2 separate regions of the Homo sapiens genome follow, and region 1 is linked to region 2. A link is a loop called in an ENCODE intact Hi-C map of the cell type or tissue named here. Cell type or tissue: Caco-2. All regions are shown on one strand. Links, peaks and the distances in the headings refer to the core of each region. The heading gives the core; the rest is flanking DNA.

Region 1 (5,396 bases), core at 251-5,250, 170 kb before region 2:
ACCTGATTTTTGCTTTGCCAACATTATTTATTTCTTACTTATATATTTCTTTTTTCTGTATATAATAATATGTCTTTTATAAAGGAAAAAAAACCTTTGTTTTCTTCACCATTTTTGCATTAGGACTAAACTGACTTAATGCAAGACTCGGATTTAGAAACTACGTCTTCTACTTTTGAATTCACAAGTTTCTTTATATTTAATATCTTCATTCTATTTTCAGTTAAAAAAACACTCAGGGCATTTTTGCCTTTTTGCCATTTTCAGAATTAAATTTTGGATTCTAAACAACAATAACTTCTAGGTCTTTTAATAACAATCAAAATTTTCTCACATATTGGCATATTATGAAATGATGAGATTAATTCACTATTTTATTTTTAATGATTTTGTGTAAATTGAATATAAATAGGCAGTCTTACCACAGATGTTATTTGTGTTGGCTAGACATTAAATCACTGTATTTTGAATTTTTTATATAAACATTGAGATTTTGTTTGGAACATATTCAGGTAAACAGGAGCACATGGATTCTATTTTCCAGTGTAGAACTATTTGGAAAATCCTCTTAAGAACCCATGCCCAAAGACCCGATCACTTTCCATTTTGTAAGGCTATAAAGCTTAAAGTATTTCCATAATTTGCAAGTGCCGCATGTAACTCAGTAGGGTTTAAAATTAATGTTGCCTCTCAGATTTGTTTTTATAAGCACCTGAATTTGGAAATCTGTCAAGTGTTGTTTTGTGCTTGCTGGTAAGAAACATCTTGATTTAATTTAGCATATGTATCATCTAAAATGAACAACTTGCTATATGACAAGGTATCCTACGCGGCAAACGTATACCCACAATAGCCTTGACAAGCCCATGAGCAGCATTTCCATTCGTGTTGTACTGCAATCAGAGATGACCAGAATTGATCACAGAGTTGCTGAATGAGCTTTGAGACAGCTTCCCCTGCATACTATTGCCTAGCTCTTTAAATCCCCCTCCCCAACAAAAGGAAATTAAAAACCCATAATTTATTCTTCAGGCCTTCTTATGTTTGGCAAACACAAAAATTTAATTTTGTTGAGGTAAGCATGATTTTAGCATGGTTTTCAAATTATTGCTCTTCACCACTATAAACACACATATACTCATCCTAAATGAAAATATTCAGTCTTTCTTTCATCTGATTTTAGGTGAGATCATTTTTTCCTCCCATTCAGATTATGACAATATGCCTTATCTTATTTAAACTAAAGTATTATTATTGGTGGAGAACTGCTGTGTATAAGTCACTATGCTTGGGGCTTATGAATGTGGTGGAATAACACTGAGAATAAGATATATAATCTCTGCCTATAGGAGTTCACAGCAAAGTTACTTCATATGCATACACTTTTCATGTTTCAATATCTGCTGATGTCATTATAAAAATATGAAGTTCAGATATTACCTCAGACTCAGAAATCTGGCTGGCTTCTCTCTTTTAAGCATGATGGCTTACTCCTTATTCTACTAATATCTAGACACCAAACTCATATCCAATATCAACTTTACTAAATGATTCAATGTGCTGTTTAAAAGCTATTATAAGTATATTGGTAGTTTATAAAAGCAAATGAGCAATGTTAATATTAATACATTAATGTTTACTCAAGAAGAGTCTATTTTTAGTAATAAAAGTTCATCATAATAGGAATACGTCTTGGTACACTGGATAATAATGAATTGCTGAATATATATTTTAAGTCACAAAAAATGTCAGCATTTGAAACTTAAGATATATACTTAGTCTAGACAGAGAAGTGAAGAGAAGTTGGCTTAAAGAAAATGAATTTCATCACTAAACAAGCACATCAGAGCCTCGTGGTTGGGTAGGGCAAGTAAAAGATTTCCCTGTTCATCAGTTCCCAGGTTGGAAGGATCTATGTCTCTGAACTTCTTAAAGAAGCAAGGATCTAGGCCGGGAGCGGTGGCTCACGCCTGTAATCCCAGCACTTTGGGAGGCCGAGGCGGGCGGATCACAAGGTCAGGAGATGGAGACCATCCTGGCTAACACGGTGAAACCCCGTCTCTACTAAAAAGACAAAAAATAAAAAATAAAAATTAGCCGGGCGTGCTAGCAGGCGCCTGTAGTCCCAGCTACTCGGAAGGCTGAGGCAGGAGAATGGCATGAACCAGGGAGGCGGAGCTTGCAGTGAGCAGAGATGGTGCCACTGCAGTCCAGCTTGGGCGACAGAGCGAGATTCCGTCTCAAAAAAAAAAAAAAAAAAAAAAAAAAAAGAAGCGAGGATCTAACCACCCATGAATTAGGAGAGAGAAGGAAAGCTCTTTCCATTACTGACTGCCAGTCACTGTTGAGTGGTTAGTCACATTTGCCTTGTAAGCAAATAGCCTTAGTGATTCTTGTTTCTCTTCTTTCTGATATCTGAATCCTGATACCCCTTTAACTGAGTAAAGTAAATTTGCTTTTATTGTATAGCAACAGATAAAATGTTTAAACTGGCAGTGTTCCTGGGTTCATGGTTTTGAAAGTAACCACATCAAAGACAATCCTCAATCTTCTATATCTCATTGTGGAGAAGGTGAATAAACCGGACAGCTTCAAATGTCTATATTTGAGGAAGAGATAGAAACCTTAAGATAGACAGGCTTTTCCCCGTGCTTAATATTGTTTCTGTTGTAACAAAAAGGGAAAACAGACATTTTACTTGAATCTATGTTAGGCATGATGACACATGCTGATAATGGCTCATGAGTAAAAATATAATGTGAATGACTTATTCTGAAGGGGCCTAACATCCAGAAAATATTTTAATTCAGATAATATTGCTAATATTTTTCTGTTTTTCAATGTTTTTCTTGGCACTAGAGATACTGAGAGAGAAAAAAAATCCACTTCTGCCCTTGAAGAACTCAAAGTTTGTGGGATTTTAACAGGTATGTAAATATGTGCAATTTTAAAAGATACCTTCAAAAGGTCAAAAGTATAAAGAAAAGGGGGAAACTAACTGTGGGAATGGTTTAAGTCTGGAATGGGTTCTTGACATCCTGGATATAGGATTTTTTCTCAGTCATGGTTCTTAGACTTTTGTTACTACTTACCAGTTAATAAACACCAGCAAACTACAGCACATATGAATCAGTTTTTAAGTAGTATTAATGGAAGTAATTGGAAGTGGTGAATCATCCTACACCACCATCTTGCCTTTTTTGTACCGTAGGATATAATTCCTTTTGCAGAGTTATAATAGAGTCATATTTCTGCTGGTAAAAGTGTTTCCACTTCATATGAGATAATTAAATATATCAGTATTTCATGGTCTGTTGTTATGGCTATGAAAATCTCCAAAGAACACTATGACTTCCAGGTGCTTTTCCATATTAGCACGGGGCCAGATGATGTTTAACATGTATTCCAGCTCTATATTTTTGTAATTACTTGATTCACAATTAGGTATGATGTAGTCAAACTGAAATAACACATCAACGCAGACTTTCAATTAAATGACTTTCGAAAGTGACTTTCATAAAACTATTGAGGTATACTTTACATTAGATTTAACCTTTTACATTGCCTTATGCTTAAGAAAGATCACTAAATGATGGGTGAGGATGAGTAGTGAGGATGTCAGTCAGGATTCTGGCCAGGAAAACACACACTAGATAATTTAATAGAGAAAAAATTAAATATAAAAATAGTTTTCAGGTATTAGACAACTAAAAAGGCAAATGGAGAATATTGAGGTATCACAGATATAGCAAATGAAGAAAACAGTTACCACTACAAGGGCTGGGAAAACAAAGGGAAATGGTGGAATTTGGACTGCAGACTAGAACTTGAAGGAGAGGCCTTGTCTGTGGTGCTGGGGCCCAGATGCTTGAGAGGAGAACACTACTCAGCTGGTGCTTGTGCTTCAAGAGCTCAGATGAGAGCCCCTGTGCGATTGAGACAGAACTCTGTGGCCAGGGAGCCAGCCAATTGTTGCTGTATTTCCAAAGGGACTCAATGAGGCTAGTTCTGGGAGTGTGACACTAAAGTAAAGAACCAGAAAAGGGTAAAGAACTATTGCTGAAGCAACGCTGATGGGATCGGGAAGCAAACAACAGGAGTAAAATCCCTTTTCTCTCCCAGATTTCCCATCTCCCTCTAGTAAAACCTAACATGGAGCCACCTGGTAATTGAAAAATGTGTTTCTCAGAGTCCCACACTCAGCCTCACACAGCAAAGTACAGAAGGAAGCTGCAAAATAATAACTTTATAACCAGCACAGTGAAGTGGGGGGGCGGGGGGCGGGTGACAGGCATTGTAACAAAGATTTAGAGTACAAGTATACATTCAAAGGTAAAACTGGGGAAAATTGTTAAGCTATGAAAGCAAAAGCTGCACTTTTAAAAGCTTTATATTTCTACAAATGAACTTAAAATTACAGCTTATTTATCTCGCAGAAGAAAAAGAACATCAACTTCATTGTTATACTGAACAGTTTTTTAATAGTCAGATATTAAGTAATGACAATTAAGACCTACCAATTCTTTCTTTACATTAAATAAAAACTGAAGCCCTGGTACAAAGTAGTTTTTTTTTCTTTCCACAGGACTCACAAATACAGACATGCAAATACATACATGCAAATACAGATGCTTAAACAATTATTTTTTAATCTGATAATTTTATTTTCCAATATGGAACATTAGCAAATAATGGATATAAGTTTACAACATTTATTCCAGTAAGTTGTTTTGAGAATCAAAACCTAAAATACTCAGAAGATAAAATGCTTTTAAAAATATATTGTCATTTAATGAAAAACAAAGCAGAACATAGAGGTTTTCTTATGTTAAAAGAAAAGAACTATTGAAGTAGAAATTCACTGAAATATTTACTTACAACTTAGGTAACTCTGTGAGTGCAGTAAAATTTACACAATGTTATTGTATGGCTCTTGGAATGTTCCAGCTGCACTGACTGTTTAATTGATCTACCCATTTATTTTTCACTACTGAAAAACATTAATTAATAAAAATACTCAAACTAATCATTTGAGCATTGTGTAGACATAACAGATTTAAAAGCTATTCTGTATCTCCCAATTAATATAAGAATCAAGAAAAAAGTTAAAGTAGAAACTGTTAAATAGACAATGTTTGAGTAAAAAAAAAATCAATCACTATTTTTCCAATTTTATATAACTAAATATTAAATAAAGATAACTATGGTTTATTTCATGTAAAATCGAAAAATCTATATCCTTTTGCCCAAGCATATTGTAGATTTTAATCTAAGCTATCTTAATAGGATAATATACTATTTTATAATTTTGCTCTTTGTTACAATATTTCAGTGAGGTTGGAACAATTTAAATATTTTCTTATATGATTATGCACCTGTTGAAACTTATGTTAAAT
Region 2 (5,396 bases), core at 211-5,210:
AGTGGAAACAGAGTCAGGAAAAATAAAAGTAGAGAAGTCTAAAAGCAGATATTAGAAATGCATGACTTTTTGTAAACTGATTTTTTAAATTTTATTTTTAGTTAGATACATAATAATTGCACATATTCATGGAGAGCAGAGCGTTATTTTGATGCATGTATATGACATGTAGCAATCAAACCAGTAAAATTATATCTATCACCTCAAATATTTTTCATTTATTTGTATTGGGAACATTCAAAATTCTCCCTCCTAATTATTTAAAAATATACAATAAATTATTTTTAACTATAGTCACCCTATAGTGCTATAAAACATTAGAATTTAATCTATTTTTAATGGGCCAGGTGCATACTTCCAGTCCAGCCATCCAAACACGGAACTTTATGTTTAATTTTTCCAACTGGAAAATAAACTGGTTTTAATATTGGGATGCTCTGTAATCCAGCAGGCCTGAGAAATGTTTTGATTTTCTAATGCTCATTAAATAGTCCCATTTATATTAAAGCCCAGAAGTTCCTGAATGTCTGCAAAGATTTATCTTAGTTCGAGTTAGAATAATCTATATTTATCAAATGGTTTTGTTAATTGCAAGAACTCAAATGATTAAGTTATATAAGCCCTTTTCCTATAATATACATGCAAAGCTCATCATAAAAGGAGAAGGCAAAATCACTTTAAAATGAGAATCAAATGGTCCAGAAAGATATATATGTATATATATTTTATATATCTTTAAAAATTAATTGACTTGTTCAATCAAAAATTTATTAAATATATATATTATTTATATATATATCATATCACAAACATACTCATTATGGAAGAATAACAGGGCACCTTCTCAGTTATGTGGATGAGAGTTGATGAGTTGATAGTATTTCTTTTTAACACCTTGTGTGCCACTTGGGGATTGTGCTATTCCTCTCCCACTTAGCATTAATAATAATAAGTATCTTAAACTTCTCTTCTGAGGGAGATAATGCTTTTGGTTTAATGACAAAATTCCACTGGGCCTCTCATCATTGTTTATCCTATCAATCATCTTTTAAAATGTATACGCACATAGTCCCTGAGCTTTTTTTGATTTTTTGACCTTATGATGGTGCAAAAGTAATACTTAGTACATTCCTTGACATACAAGGGTTTACTGGGACATAGCCCCATCGTATGTTGAGGAGCATCTGCATTCTTATTTTTTATGGACAGTGCTTGTCAAGGATTTCCTGTGGCCTTCCTTGGCTGAGAAGATATGCTTTTACTTCATGACTTCCCTACAGGGTTCTCCTTCTGAGGTTGGCTCAGAGAGTCATGAGGTATTTGTTTTGCCCAAGAAAACAAACAGAAAAGATCTACAGCAGGCAACTGCTTCAATAACTTTCATTATGTGTATATAGTAACATATATAAACTTGCAAAAGAAAATAAAACTTTAATTAAACGTCAAAAAACTTTCTTTTTTATTATACTTTAAGTTTCAGGGTACATGTACACAATGTGCAGGTTAGTTACATATGTATACATGTGCCATGTTGGTGTGCTGCACCCATTAACTCTTCATTTAACATTAGGTATATCTCCTAATGCTATCCCTCCCCCCTCCCCCCACCCCACATGAAGCTGGAACATCTTAACACCTCCCTTAACACCTGGCATGAGACATATCATAATTCCAGTCACAACTATGGTATAACCTTTATTCATAATCACACTGATCAGGGCCTGGTTTTCACTACCCATCCATATGTTTTCCTTATGGGAACTAACATTTCCATTACACCCCGAAACTCACGTTTACAACCCAGGTGCAGGGACAGGCTTGGTTTGCCTCATGTATCACTCACTAATCACAATATATCTAATTAAAAAATTACTAGTGTCATGGTATTAAGGAGACAACCTGAGGCATTTCTACCAGTCAATTTGACAAGTGATTGGCAAGGTTCCTCTGCCTTTGCCACCTTAGAACGTGCCCTGTCCCAGGTCAGACACAAAAGATTCATATTTACTATTATGGCCTTTATAGTCTCAGCCATAGTCATCCTGTCAACTGCTTGGGTTGCTGTTGCATCTATTACTGAATCAGCACAAACAGCTGCTTTTGTAGATAATCTGGCCAAAAATGTGTCTAGTGAACTTCTCTTACAGCAAGGTATAGATCAAAAAATTCTTGCACATCTGCAAGCCCTTGAGGCTGCTTTAGAATATGTGGGAGAGTGACAAGATACAGTAGCATTCCGTCAACAATTAAACTGTGACTGGGAACATAAACATATGTGTATCACTTCTCTACCATGGAATCAATCAATACATAGCTGAGATGACGTGAAACAACACCTCTGGAGAACCTTTCATAACAATTTAACAGCAGAGGTGAAGCAACTTAAAATTAAAATTTTAGAATCCCTTCACACCATATATCTGCACACCCAACAAACAGCCATATGGAAGGGTGTACAAGATCATCTCTCCTTGTTAGACATTCGCTCCTGGTGGTCACTCTTTGACTGGAAAGTAATGTTGCTAATTGTGCTTATGGTTGTTTTATGTTATTTGCTAATCCTAGGATGCAAAGCTGGAATAAGAGCAGGGACCCCCCCCGCCCCGCCTTAACTGACAAACCCATGGCTAACAAACCTGCGCTCCCCAGTAAAAAAAACAAAAAACAAAACAAAAAAAACTTAATGTTGAAAATAAAAAAGGGGAAGATGCTGGGGTTCGATCAGGCTGGTGGAAAAAATATTAGTTATGATAGCCACAAAACCCTTTTGGAAGACCTGAGGGTTTTCACATGACTTCGGTAATAGACCGGCCTGGTCCCATTACCTTTAGCTAAATAGATTAGAGTAGTAAACAAAGGGAAGTTTATCTTACTAACCTGTTTACTTATATGGGCTTAAGACTAACCTTTGTCCTACCGCAGGTACTTTACTGCCTCCTACTGCGGGGAGGGGTCAGGGGTCCCTAGAAGTTTATTACCCACAAATGGTGTTTGCTTTAGGCCTGGGAACCTGGCCTTTAATCTTTATGTTCTAGTGGTGTTTACTCACAACTTTTGTTAATTAGTCTTACTGAATAAGTGCAAGCCTGACTATCTGATCCGGGCTGAGTTGCAACTGTTTACAGAACTCAGCTTGGAGCCTGTAAGCGGCTCAGACCCTCAGCTGGACTGGCAGAGCAGAATATGTGTGTGTCAGTGTATGTTTTACTCATCCATCGCGGAATCAGGGGTTTGCAGGAACAATCCCCCCGGCAGCTAGTGCCCCCAGGAAAGGAGTGCTGCCTCACTTATTATTTCTGCTGCTGATGCTCCTTCATCCGTGATATTCCAAATTTATTTCTGGTATCCTTCCGATGGAAAAGCTTCTTTTAGTAGGTCTTTTGGTGCAGGTCTAATGGTAACAACTTGTCTTGGTTTTATTTTATCTGAAAATGTGTTTATTTCTCCTTCACTCCTAAAGAATATTTTCACTGGATATAGAATTACAGACTAAAAGTTTATTTATTTAACACTTTAAAAATTTTGTTTCATTAATTCTTTTATAAATTATTTCTGAGGTCACGTTTGTCAACCTTCAAATTATTATTCTCCTACAATCAACATGTTACTTATTCTGGCTAATTTGAAATATTTTTTGTCTTTAACTTCCAGTACTTTTATTACAATTGGTGTAAATGCAGATTTCTTAAGGTTTATTCTCTTTGAAGTTTGATGAGTTTCTTGAATCTGTAGATTTATTTCTTTCAAAAAATTGAAAAAGTACTCAGTCAATATTTCTTCAAATATTTTTCTTGCACTATACTTTTCATTGTCTTCTTCTGAATCTATTTAATATTATTTCACATGCTCCCTAGGCACTGAGCATTTGTTCCTAATATACTTTATTTCTGCTTGGATAATTTCTATTCATCTACATCAAGTTCACTTTCTCTTTTCTATGTCAATTCCATTATGGCTTAATCTAAGCCTATCCAGTAGGGGTTTTCAAAATGTATCTTATTATATTTTTCAGTTATGAGATTTCCATTTGATCCTTATTTATATATTCTATTAATTTGCCGAGATTTTCTAGTTTTCCACTCCTTTCAAGAATGTCCACTTTTATTATTTGTTGGAATGTTTTTAATAGCTATTTTAGAATCTTGTCAGATAGTTCCAACATGTGTGCCATCTCATCATTGATATACATTGATTATTATATCATATCTTTGTTGATATTTTCCTTGTTTTTTGTATAATGAATAATTTTTAATGTATCTTGAAAGTTTTGAATATTGTGTTATGAGACTTACCTCTTCTTAAAAAATCAGTGGATTTTTAACCTTTTCTTTATAGACAATAACTTTGGCTGGATTTATGGCACAATTTCCAACCAACTATCTGAATTGTGTTTTCAGTATAATTTTGTTTTCTATTTCCAGTGTGTGCTAGACGCTGGAATTGTCTGGGAACTGGGTGATTATCTGTCTCTTAATTTAATTCTCAAGGCTTTTGGTTTGCTGTTTAAGACATGTGTGCATACCTTGGGGCCAAGAGGGGGTAATCCCAGGACTTTTAAACTATTTTTATAGATTGGTTTTCTCAAGTTCCTTTCTCTCTGTGATATCCTTACTACCTTCTAATGTCCGGAAAGTCACCTTTATAATCTTCTATCCAGAATGCTGGGATTTTATACACTGTGTACTGCTGTACATTCCTTGTCATTTTGCCTGCATTTACGGCCAATGTCAGGTGGACAGAAATAGAAAAGATTAACAGAACATTACCATAAATACTTAAGATTATAGCTTCTCCAATCAGAAGAATGTCCACCTCCCACAGTTCCTGCTGCCTTGTTATGGCTTCTAGGAAACCTCTTTATCTCTCCTCAGGCCTGAACTAGACAGCAACTCCTGAAGCATGCTCTACATGTGCCAATGCCCCCTTCCATTGTAGGCTTCCTTGATTCCAGGCCAACAAATCCTGGAGAAAAAAATATATAGGTGACTTCACTATTGATTTAGTGTTACCTCCAACTGTGGTTTTCCACCCCAGATACTCTGCTATTTACTTTTTGGAGCCCACATATATTTTTTATGTTTAGGATTTTTAGCTTCATTGAGTCAGAATGACAGGGTTGAGTGTGCTTACTCTATCATACCCAGAACTGGAATACTGATAGCAGGAGGCAGACAAATCCCTAGGCAGATAGGGTGAAATCCCACCTATAAGCTGAAGACAAGCCTGAAAGCCAAGCTACAAGTCAAATCCACAGACCAGATTAAGAACCTGTCTTCCCATTTGGCATGCTTTTCTCTGATTGATTCTCACCCTTCACCTATTTTGCATATACCTACGCTTTACTAATTGTTTTTCTATACTACTGCACCCACCTTTGAGTGGTGCCTTTGCTTTAG

What was found. A loop is a pair of places that touch in the nucleus more often than their neighbours do. Peaks named below come from ENCODE experiments on the same cell type or tissue, not always from the same donor. Only the 100,000 strongest peaks of a DNase experiment are listed, where the experiment ranks them.
Region 1: a loop joins it to region 2, with 12 times the contacts of the local background. A loop is called at or near these places in 2 of 110 quality-filtered maps.

The regions. Positions count from the first base shown.
Region 1 is chr7:85,589,635-85,595,030 of GRCh38, forward strand. No RefSeq gene overlaps it. Among named protein-coding and RNA genes, the nearest start is that of LINC00972, 170 kb to the left of the region's middle. In Caco-2, for the core only: no CTCF peak of the experiment used is centred there; a DNase peak (open chromatin) is centred at 2,297.
Region 2 is chr7:85,762,928-85,768,323 of GRCh38, forward strand. No RefSeq gene overlaps it. Among named protein-coding and RNA genes, the nearest start is that of LINC00972, 340 kb to the left of the region's middle. In Caco-2, for the core only: no CTCF peak of the experiment used is centred there; a DNase peak (open chromatin) is centred at 2,954; H3K4me3 peaks cover 291 bases.